Regions from separate parts of the Mus musculus genome. Here region 1 is linked to region 2. The links are chromatin loops, found by intact Hi-C in ENCODE. Cell type or tissue: left cerebral cortex. All regions are shown on one strand. Links, peaks and the distances in the headings refer to the core of each region. The heading gives the core; the rest is flanking DNA.

Evidence for each region. Hi-C counts contacts between places; a loop is a spot of excess contacts. Peaks named below come from ENCODE experiments on the same cell type or tissue, not always from the same donor. Only the 100,000 strongest peaks of a DNase experiment are listed, where the experiment ranks them.
Region 1: it touches region 2 in a loop (2.2-fold over the local background); 3 of 42 quality-filtered maps call a loop at or near these places.

Annotation. Positions count from the first base shown.
Region 1 is chr4:151,237,916-151,243,286 of GRCm38, reverse strand. The region is part of intron 6 of Camta1 (calmodulin binding transcription activator 1); the gene reads left to right. Among named protein-coding and RNA genes, the nearest start is that of Gm45960, 17 kb to the right of the region's middle. In left cerebral cortex, for the core only: CTCF peaks have their summits at 2,639 (motif pointing left) and 3,768 (motif pointing left); DNase peaks (open chromatin) are centred at 337 and 3,793.
Region 2 is chr4:151,154,089-151,159,459 of GRCm38, reverse strand. The region is part of intron 7 of Camta1 (calmodulin binding transcription activator 1); the gene reads left to right. It overlaps Gm52711 (a long non-coding RNA gene), which reads right to left and starts at 866. Exons shown (of 3, transcript XR_003955319.1): 1 at 677-866. In left cerebral cortex, for the core only: CTCF peaks have their summits at 998 (motif pointing left) and 2,325 (motif pointing left); DNase peaks (open chromatin) are centred at 2,321 and 3,785.

The sequences.
Region 1 (5,371 bases), core at 166-5,165, 84 kb before region 2:
CTCCGGCTGGTTTCTTTTTAACCAGAATGAGATGCTTACTGTACAGACCTATTTATGTGCATGAGATTCGAGGCTCCAGCGTTAAGGTTCCACCTGATGCTAACTAATAGCCTTAATTGCAAATCCTTTATTTATAGACTCGGGTTCTAACAACCTCTGCCTGGTATTAAGGTAAATGCTGAGTAAGGCAGGGGTGGGCAGAGGTTCCCTAGCGGCGCCCCCTCCAGAGTCGGAGAAATCAAGAAACGGGCCTCATAAAACCCAGCAGCTTCCTCCCCGGTGGAGGCGGGCTCCCAGGGGGCAGCCAGTTGAGAATCTTATGCAAAATAGATCTCCGAGTATTCTCATTAAACCAGCCAGGCCTGACTCAGCGCTTTGGGGTGAGTAGAGAGCCCCACCCTGCCTCCGCAAAAAAGAAAAAAAAAATCAAAGGAGGAGGAAGACACAGTATCTGAGGTCGCTCACTCCTGGCCCTGTGCAGGCTCCCGGCCTTTGCTCTGGGTTCCAGTTTCCCTGTTCTCTTCTTCACTTCCTGCCAGAGTTCTTCCATGGTTCTGAAACAGACAAGATTTTGGCGGCGCTAGGCCACGCTAGTTCAGTGTCCTTGCTCTGGAAAGAAACTGGCAAGGGCTGGACAAGGCCCTCTGATCTTCCTTGCCTGCTCTGCTCTGGGGAGGACGTGTGGGCTATCTCTGGGTACCCTGCCCAGCAGGAGTTTTATCTCTGAGTGGCAGGCGCCCACATCTGTGTGAACCTGGGAATAAGATGTGAAACTTTCTAGTTGTGGGCCCACTGAAGCCTTCCCTCTACTCCCAGCCCTCGACCCCGCCCTGGCTCTGAGGCCGGATGTGGTAACACTCAAGAGGGCACCTGAGCTGCCCTCCCTGAGTCCCCTGGCTGAGTGCTTCCACCCCAGGCCTCAGGTCTAATGATTGCACACATGCGCGCGCGCGCGCGTGCGCGCACACACACACACACACACACACACACACACTGCTCGCTCATCTTCCTTGCTCCTCTGTTCTCTGACGTCACCTCCTCTAAGGAGCTGGTCACACAAACTGGGTGTGGTAGGCTGACACCCCCACACACACCTTGACTATCCTTCCTGTGGGTTCCAGGCTTAAGCAGAGGCTCTGGTCCAGCCAGGTAACAGTTGCTTAATGTCAGAGGGTGGCCCTGAGCATCTGCCCGCAGGGCCTCTTCCCCACAGTTGACAGATGTAGCTCTCCTGAGCAGGAGGCATATGGCCCAACCAGAAGGCATGCATCCCCCCACAGTTTATGGGACAAAGCATGATTAAGTGGACAGGACTTGGGGATATCTTTGTGGAGGACACTTTGTCTCTGACCCTCTGCTGTTAGAGCACCCAACCCAAACAGTTGGTGAGGTTTCTCCCCTCCCCGCTCAGTTCGAATAACCCCAGCCGCCAGTATACACTCTGCCCAGAGACTGACAGCCATCACCTTCAGCCCCTCAGCTCCACAGGCCAGAGAGCCTCGTCCAGAACAGCAAGCAGCACAGCCCCAGCTGCAGCGAGCCCAGCACCCCAGCTCTGCAGCGAGCCCAGCACCCCAGCTCTGCAGGCGTCTGGCCTCCACCAGACTCAGGGTCAGTGGGTGAAGGGCTGAGGCCAAAGGCTGTATTTCAGGAGCCAGGTCTGGGAAACATATCTGTGATATGCTGGGTCCCATCTCCTCAGAGGGAGCCTCTTGCCCTTGAAGGGCCCCCAGAACGAGAAATGGAGCAACCTGTTCCCTGGAAACAGCTCAGTCTGTCCTTGTTAATCAATCACTTCCCTGGAGACCAATCCAAACCCTTTAGCCCCAGACAAATAGAAGCACTCCTGAGCTCCTTGGAAGACAGGAGATGCTAATTGCGGGTGGCTTTATTGGGCGAACACTTTTCAGAGGGACACTCCATGTCCAGGCAGACCTTGGAGGGTAGAAGAAAGGCCGTTTCTGGAGTTTTCACTCACAGCTGTGACTGACAAGGGTGGACCTCCTCCTCTCAGAAGGGCCTTCCCCACTCTTCTCTTTCATAAAACAGACCCCCACACACACACACACAAACCACACACCATGCACCCTCCTTTGGCATCACCCCTGGACCAGTTTGTTTCCTGTTTCATCATTTGATAGATGTGAATAAATGTGTGCACATCACACATCAATTTACCTGGAAGTAATAAAGCAGAGGCCTCAGGACCCTCAGTTAGGTGTGAATGGTGCGCCCACAGATGCTTAAGGACCAGCATCCTGGTGGGAATGGGCATGGCGGTGGGAATAAGGAGCCTGATTTGTAGTGTTTGCCAATTTCCATCATGGCTGATTTCAAACTACAGACTGGCATCCCTCAAGAACATCGCGTAGCCTGAGGTTTTTGGGTTTTAGAGTTTGTACATATGTGTAATGAGATACAGTCACCACACCTGGCTTTTAGCGTTTGTCACAGACTTTTCCTCTGTCTCTTTGGCACTCAGGAATGTCTCAAGGCTAGGGAATGGAGCAACAGTTCAGTGGTTAAGAGCAGTGGCTGCTCTTGTGGAGGTCTCAAGTTCAGTTCCCTGCATCCACATGGACGCTCACTACCTGTAACTCCAGTTCCAGGGGAATCTGTCGCCACCTTCTGGCCTCTGTAGGCACTGCACTCACATGTGCAGAAACATACACGCCAGTTAAACCACCCAGACACAAAATAATACAGAAATGGTTTTTAAAAGGCTCAGGGTTTAGAGCAGTTTGGATGGGGGATACTCAGCCTTTGTCAACACGATGTCCTTGGGGCACAAAGCTGAGAGAAAAATACATGTTAGTGGATTGGTGTCTATCACTGTCTACAATGTGTAACAGTTATGTAAGCCCCAGCTCTAACCACCCAAGTCTGTCTTTGCTTACGACTCAGACGTTTCTGGAAAGGCCACATGGCACTGACTGTTCAGACCCATGGGAGCCTGAGCTTAAACCAGGTAGCATAAAGCTGGGGACACAAGTGACCCCCATCTTCTTCATTCAACCCTGGAAGGGTCCAGGGCTCACACAGTGTGCATCCCCAATCCAAACTGCTCCGAACCCTGAAACCTTTTTTAAAAAGATTTATGTATTATTTGTTTTTGTCTGGATGTTTGGTTGCGTAAGTGTCTGCACACGTGACTGCACTGTCTATAGAGGCCAGGAGATGGCGTCCAGGAGTCCTTGGCATCCAGGCTTTGAAAGGTCTGGAAAATTCATTTAAGCTCTCAGTTCTACCAGCTACAGGGGCCTAAACCCTGTCTCCTACCAGCTGCCCTCCCATCATCTAAGACTCTTCCTGTGGGTGGCAGTCCCCAGATCCACAAAGCCTGCGGCCCCCAGGGTGAAGGCTGCCAGGGTAGACTCCTCCACCGGACCTCTCACATACTTACCCTGTGCACTGTTTTAGAAAACTTTGTGCAAGCTAGTGAGAGGGCTCCGTGGGTAAGGCCACCTGATGCCTAGCCTGACAACCTAAGCCTGATTCCCCAGGGAGAACCAACTCCTACAAGCTTTCTTCTGACCATCCACATGCATGATGTGGCACATGTGCCCATGATCATGCATGTGCATGCGTGCCACACACACACACACACACATGCAATTTAAAATTTTTAAAAGAAACCATTGACTCTACCTAAAAACCTTTCAATCTCACACAAGCCTGCAGATTACGTGGCTCTTCTTGAAGACCGGAAGCCTCAGCCTAGTGAGTCTAAACGCCCCCCTGTGGCTACAACAGGGAGGAGCTGGTGTGAGCAGCTGCCCCAGATAACAGGCTGGCAAGCATCTGGCCACCAGCCACACCCCACGCTCTCTCTCTCTCTGCCCAGTACTCAGGCCAGCCAACAGCCAGGCCGCCATTTCTCACACCGCCAGAGCTGTGGCTTTTTTTCTTAAAGAAATACTCACAGCTGCTCAGGTTGTTTTTACAGAAGTGGCCAGTGAAGGATGGGGCGAGCGGTCCATGCATTCAGAGGGGAAGCACTCGGCATATTTCTTTGTGGGAGAGAAGAATATCCCTCTCCGGCCAATGCACTGGATCATTCCAGAGGACCTATCATACCAGCTTGTGGAAACAGCGCCTCCTAGGGCCGTGTGCAGCACAGTGCGCAGCCCAATCTGTGTGTCGTGTGCAAAATGGAATGAGAGCACACGTGTGACATCAAGGCCCAGGGATGGGAGGCCCCCTTGTGGACTGAAGCTCCCGATGGACAAATCAGGACATGTGTCAGAAGAGCCTCGGAGCTAAGATGCTGCGAAGAGAATGAAGCATTGGCCTCTGCTGGGTTCACCCTTCCCGCTGCAGGGGTTTTAGGCCAAGCCTCTGTTCCCCCTACGAACCTGGCTAGGAAGCCACTTCCTCCAGGAGGCCTTACCTTCCTGAAAGGTCATCACACCTTCCTCCGAGTTCCCTCTAAACCCTGTACCTGCCCTGTACAGCATCATTCTCCGTGTTACGATTCTGTTGACATGATCCAGCCTCACTGCAAGGGCCATGTCTGGTTCATGGAGGTGGGCCCACTGCCTGAGACTATGCTGGTATGTGAATGAGGAGGTTCAATAAGGAGATGAATGGATGGACAAAGAGATGGATGGGTGGATAGATAATTACATGGATGGGTGGTGAATGAATGGTCAGTTGAGGGGATAGATGGAGGGGTAGCTGGATAGATGAATGCAGACATGCATGGGTGGGTGGGCGGGTGGGTGGGTGGGTGGGTGGATGTATGGATGGAGACATGTGTGGGTGGGTGGGTGGGTGCATGGATGGAAGGATGGATAGGTGGATGGATAGATGGGTGGGTGGATGGATGAATGGATGGATGGATGGATGGATGGATGCAGACATGTGTGGGTGGGTGCATGGATGGAAGAATGGATGATGGATGGATGGATGGGTGGGTGGATGGGTGGATGGATGGATGGATGGATGGATGGGTGGACGGACAAATGATATAGAAGTTGCTCTCTGAGAGGCCAGATTGGGGCCTAGCATCAGAACTGAAGAGTGTCTGGGCTTAGACAAAGTGAGCTCAGTCTTGGAACCAGGTTTCACCAGAGGATCAGGACTAGCTGACACTCTTGTCATGAAACCACTGAACAAACCAGCCTGCCCAGAACAGTGGCCCCAGCTGAGGAGAGTTTCAACAGTCCTACGTCCCAGGTATGGGTCAGACCCCTTCCCACCCTAGGCCGAGAGTTCAGTGATGCCCTGACTTCCAGGAGCACATGTCCACGATGCAGAAAGGACTGCATGGCTTATGCCTCACAGACTTGTGGATCAGCCCCCTCTCTTGCCTCGGCCTCCCAAGGAGGCAACCTAGATGCATGGGTCTGGTGCTAACCCTTCCCAGATT
Region 2 (5,371 bases), core at 189-5,188:
GATAAAACTGGTTCCCATAGGGCACCCATGGCTTTCTGCCTTATCCCATTTCCTGGCTGCCCATTAGGAAAGAGTACCCCAGCCTCTTCCCAGCTAGCAGCCAGACTGATGCATCAAGGCTTTTAAGCTGTTCCTAGCCCTTCCCTGAGCACAATCCTGCCCAGCTGTCCCCACCTTAGGGCTTTATTTGGAGCACCCTGGATGGCCAGATGGCCCTGAAGAACAAGCAAGACCTGAGTTTCAGCAGGCCTCCACCACCCTCAGAAGGCTCCAGCCTTCAGCCAGCTCAGCCCAACTGTCTTCTGGGAACCCCACCATGTCACTCTAGGTCCATAGATGCCTATGGCAGGTGTCTTCAGCTACAAAATGAGGGCCAAGTCGGAAAGTTGCCTGGAAAGAGATCCTGGGCCTGGGACAGCAGCCACCTCATTCCCCCACTGCTCCTGCATTGTCCCACAATGTCATGCACACTTGCACATATAAATACCCACATGCACACAGCACCCTCGCCATCTTGGACACCCATAGACCAGGACACACACAAGAGCTCAGAATGGGGAAGGTTTGGTTTCCTGACCCTATGACTTCTGAAACTTTCTCCAAAGCAACCCAGACCCCTTGTCTATGACGAGTCAAGGCCAAGGGCATGTTGGTAACCTGCCAGACTAGGACGTACACATGAGAAGTGGCTCCGTGGCTCCATGGCTCCATGGCTCCATGATTTGGGTGACAGTGCCAGCAAGGGGATGCTGTGTAAAAGGATTTCCAGCAGAGGTCAGAGGCTGGATGTAAACTTGGCATCTCTGAGATGTGTGAAGGTAGCACCCCCTCTCCCAGACTTGGCCAGTACACCTGAGCTTTCTGAGTGGCCATGTCCTCTTTCCTGGAACGGGTGACAATGTTGTCTGTGTGGCCCTGAAATGACATCATAGATGTCAAATGACCCATGTAGTGGCTGTAGTTAGGAGGAAAAACCTGCCCAAAGGCCAGAACAGCGCCCTCTGGAGGCCAAGCCCTTATCTCACAACCCCTGTGTGCCCAGCAAGGGCACCCAAGGGCTACCTGGACATCTCCTGTCTTCCTCCAGCCAGAGTGGGACCACTGAGCTCTGTGCTTTGGGAAGATGCCAGACAGGAGGAAGCCCAGGCCATCCCTCGGGGAACCCAATCAAAGGGGGCCTGCTGAGAAGGCATCACAGGGCTGTCTCAAGGATAGCCATGCTGTAGGGGCCCCAGGCCACCAGCCCGGAGGATGGTGTGGCGGAAGGCTACAGGGCATCCCAGGCAGTGTGCGGAACATAGAGAAGGAAGCAGAGGCGATGTGAGTAGAAATGGTGTGTCAGTGTCAGGACTGTGGCCTGCAGGGCTGCAGGCCTTCAGGACTCTGAAGCGATGGGGACCATGCTGAGTTTGGGGTTAGAGGCCCAGGTGACGGTGGGGATGGAGAGTGGGCTGAATGTTAGTGTGAGAGAAGAGAAGAAGCCATGTTGAGCATGGGAAGCGGGAGTCATCTGTGTTGAGTCCGGGGTGGAGGCCATGTTGAACTTGAGGGAAGAGATATTGTGTTGAATGCTGGGTAGAGGCCATGGTAGGCGTCAGTGTGGAAACCTTGTTGAGTAGGGGTCAGAGCTGGAGACCATGTGAGAATGAAGAGATTGAAGCCATGTTGAGTATGGGGAAGGGAAATCATAGGAGAGGCCCTGGTGAGTGTGGGCTGAAGGTCATAGTGCATGTGGGATAGAGCCATGTTGGCTGTAGGGTAAAGGCCGCTGTAAGCACGGGGTGGTGGCCGTGGTGAGCGAGAGGCTAAGGGTGCTCTTCTAGATCCTAGCAGTCCTCAGATGCCTTGACTCTTCTGTCTTTACTGGAAATGGTTTTAGAAGCCATGTCTTGGCCCCTCTCCGCACACTCAGCAAGGGTCTTTTCCAGTCCCAGGGCAGCCAGCATAGGCTAGGGAGACTGCAGACAGGGACCCCACAGTGTGAAACTGAAGCTTCAGAGGCAAAGAAGAGACAGGGCAGTACGTGATAGCACCTGCCTTTCCTGGGAACTCCCCACCCAGTCCCCACAGCAACTTCCCATCTGTCCCAAGAGGCTCACTGGTGCTCACCTGAGCCTTAGGGGGTACGTTCAAAGTATCATGTTTTCTCGTGATTTTTTTCAAACGAAGACAAACTCTTCATGGGGCAGGTGTTTATTTGTCTTGCTTTTTTGCTTAGATTGTAATCCTGGTGATTATGGAGTATCAAGACATAAAATCAACAAGGGTGCGCCTTCCCTGCGCCTTCTAGACCAGTTCCTGGTCATTTAGCGCCACCTGGTGGCCAGTCATAGTAGCACGCTTCCAGGATGTGCCTAGCACTCCTGCGGGAATTATCTGAGCACAGCCTGTGGAGTGGGGTGGCTGGCCTCAGAGTGACAAAGCAACTGCCCACGGACTGCAGATGTGGCCATGAGAGGAGCAGAGTGTCAGAGACCAGCCTTGGGTTGACTGCTGCTAGGGAGGCTTCATCCAGTGTCCCTGCAGTGGAGGAAGAGCTCTGGGGTAGGAGTGACAGACTCTAAGTCAGGTGTGAGCTTTGGCGCCCAGGCTCACACCTTGGTGTCTGGGGTTCAGAGCACCTTCTTTTTCGGATCACTGCAGCGCAGGTGAGCCCCGAGCACAGAGCAGCCAGCGGCAGGAACCATTTCATTTCTGAAGTACCTGGGCAGGTCTAGGAAAAGCAGGCTTTGGGGGCCCTGTCCAACTTTGTTCTGATGTCTAGGGTGGAAGCCAGCCAGGGGACTCTGGGTGTTTTACAAACCGTTCTCATGCTAGACTCTCCAGGCTTGTATTTCCTAGAAACTCTAGCCTGAGGCAGACACCAGAAAGAGGCAAACCCAGGGCTCTTGCTTGGAAAGCTGAGCTAGCACCCTCACCCTTGGACTTCTTGGGATGGCAGGGAGGCACGGTCGGAGATTTATCAGGGAACTTCCAGAGGGAAATGTCCCGGAGATGGGAGACCTAGTTTCTGGGTGTTCCAGAACTGAGATGTCTCCCTAGGCTCCTAATTAAGAACTACAACCCTTAATATTTTCTGGATTTGTAGTTTGAGTCTTGGTGCCAGCACACAGTGTGATCTCTTGGAAGCCATGAGGCTGGGGTTCAAACCCAGAGCCTCACGCATGCTGGGCAAGTGCTACCACTAAGCCACAGTGCTAAGCCCTTTTTCTATTTTCCATTTTGAGATAGGATCTTGCTAAGTTTCCCGGACTGGATTTGAACTTATGCTCCTCCCATCTCAGCCTTCTGGGTTGCTTGGATTTCAGGCCTGTGCCACCAAGGCCTGGCTGACACGGGGGGGGGGGGGGGGGGTGTCCTTGCTGAACACTTGTTGACTGTAACTCAAGAAAAGTCCTGAGTATGGACCATACCTATACCTTTGTCCCTGGGGCCAAGAATAGCAGCTCTGTCCTTAGGGAGAGAAGTCTTGTGTCCTGCAGTCACTGCAGGACCTGAGAGTCTGGGAAAACAAAGATAGACCCCCAAAGGCCTGCAGAGGATTCCCTGTGCCCTCTGCTGTCCCTGGGAAAGGAGCTACTGTCCTGGAGCCTCAGATTGGCTGAGCCCTGCTCTGCTCTGCCACACTCCTGGCTGCAGACCTCATCCTGCTGCACCTTGGCCATCTTCCAGCCTGGCACAGAGGTGGGTGCCTTTGGCAGACACCTCCCACCCCTGCCCGTGGGACCTTGGTTTGTTTTGCAAATGTTCTTTTTTTTCCTTCAGGCTAGATTCTATTGAGCGGATGTGTCCCCCAGAAAGAACATGCTTCTGATTTCCTGCCTGTCCCTCGCTGCTTGTTCTTTGAGGCTCCTTGGGCACTTGTACCCGTAGGCTGTTCCAGAAGTCTCCTTTGGCTTTCTCCTCCCCATTCACCAGCCCAACCAACCTTTGTGGCTTATTCTCAGACCTGCCCTAAGCCTGAGAGTCAAGGGTCTGATTCTAACTCAGAGATCAGCTCGCTAAAGAGGAGACGCTCTAGTGAAGTGTGGCACTCCATCTCCCTAGGTTTTATGTCTCTGTAAGAATCAAGATCTCTGGACCACATAGTGGAGAGTTAGAAGGGAGTTTCCCCTAAGGGAAGCCAGCCATATGAAATGTCCCTAATTTCAAGTGGCCCTGTAGGACTGGGTACCCAACTATTTACGACTACATGTTTCCCCGTTGACTGGCTCTTCCCTCAAGTAGCGGGAAGGACTAGGGACTCCAGGTTTGAAACCGACACCAGAAGCAACTCCTCTCGCTGCCACACTGATCTTCCAGCATTGCCAGCAAGTCAGGGTTTCTGGCACATTCACTACCATTGTGAAGAGTCACCATCCCAGGGAGAAGAGGCTAAGCTCTCAGCCAAGGACAGTTTCTAGCATGTCCGTCCACCTTTACGGTTTTTCCAAGCCAAGGCTACACTATCACCATGTGGTCTAGATTCCCTGATTTAGGCATCCCGGCCCCTCACATCCAGTGTCCCTCTCCTCTGAAACAATATGGCCAGGGTGAGTTCCCCACTCCACAGCTGACACCAAACCTCAGCTTCTGGCTTTCTCCAGAGGTGGGTGTGACTGAGCATGAAGTCTAGGTCTCCCAGTAGAAAGGGGCTTCTAGCATGCTGAGTCCCAACACAGCAACCAGGCTCCTTGGAGATGCTGCACGCAGAGGATCCTTGCACACAGCCAGTATGCACGCCACGCCTAACCCTCAGCCCCGATGGTGCGCCTCCAAATGAGAGCGGAGATGGGGAGCTGACTAGCATGTGGGTGTCTGGATATGAGAAGTTAAATCTAATGAAAACTTCATCTAGTTGAACCAAGAAATCAGAAGCAGGGCCTTTATTCCTGTCAACAAGGATACAGTGAGGATGAAACCTACTCACGGCTGCCATTTCCTATTGACCTTGTTGCTATGGTGACAGCCTTTGAGCAACAACAATTCCGAAGAATTCCAAAAGGGCTCTCATTCACTGGCAGCTAGGCACAGAAATGGGCTCTCTCTCCAGCTGACTATGTCACATGGCTCACAAGTAGGGTGACCCCAATGACCAAGCTGGCCAGGGAGTGTCTCTGGGTCAAGGGTAACCTGGTTTGGACAAGTTAAACAAATGGCCATCCTTGCGTGGGTCACTCTTGTGTGGCAGATTCTGGGTGGATGTGCAATGAGGACGAAGGGAAAGGGTGATCCAGCAAACCCTGGGACAGAGACACTGTGCCACAGAGACACTGAGAGAGAGACACTGTCACACAGACACTAACACAGAGAGAGACTACCACAGAGACACTGACACAGAGACACTGAGATAGAGACACTGACACACAGACACTAACACAGAGAGAGACTA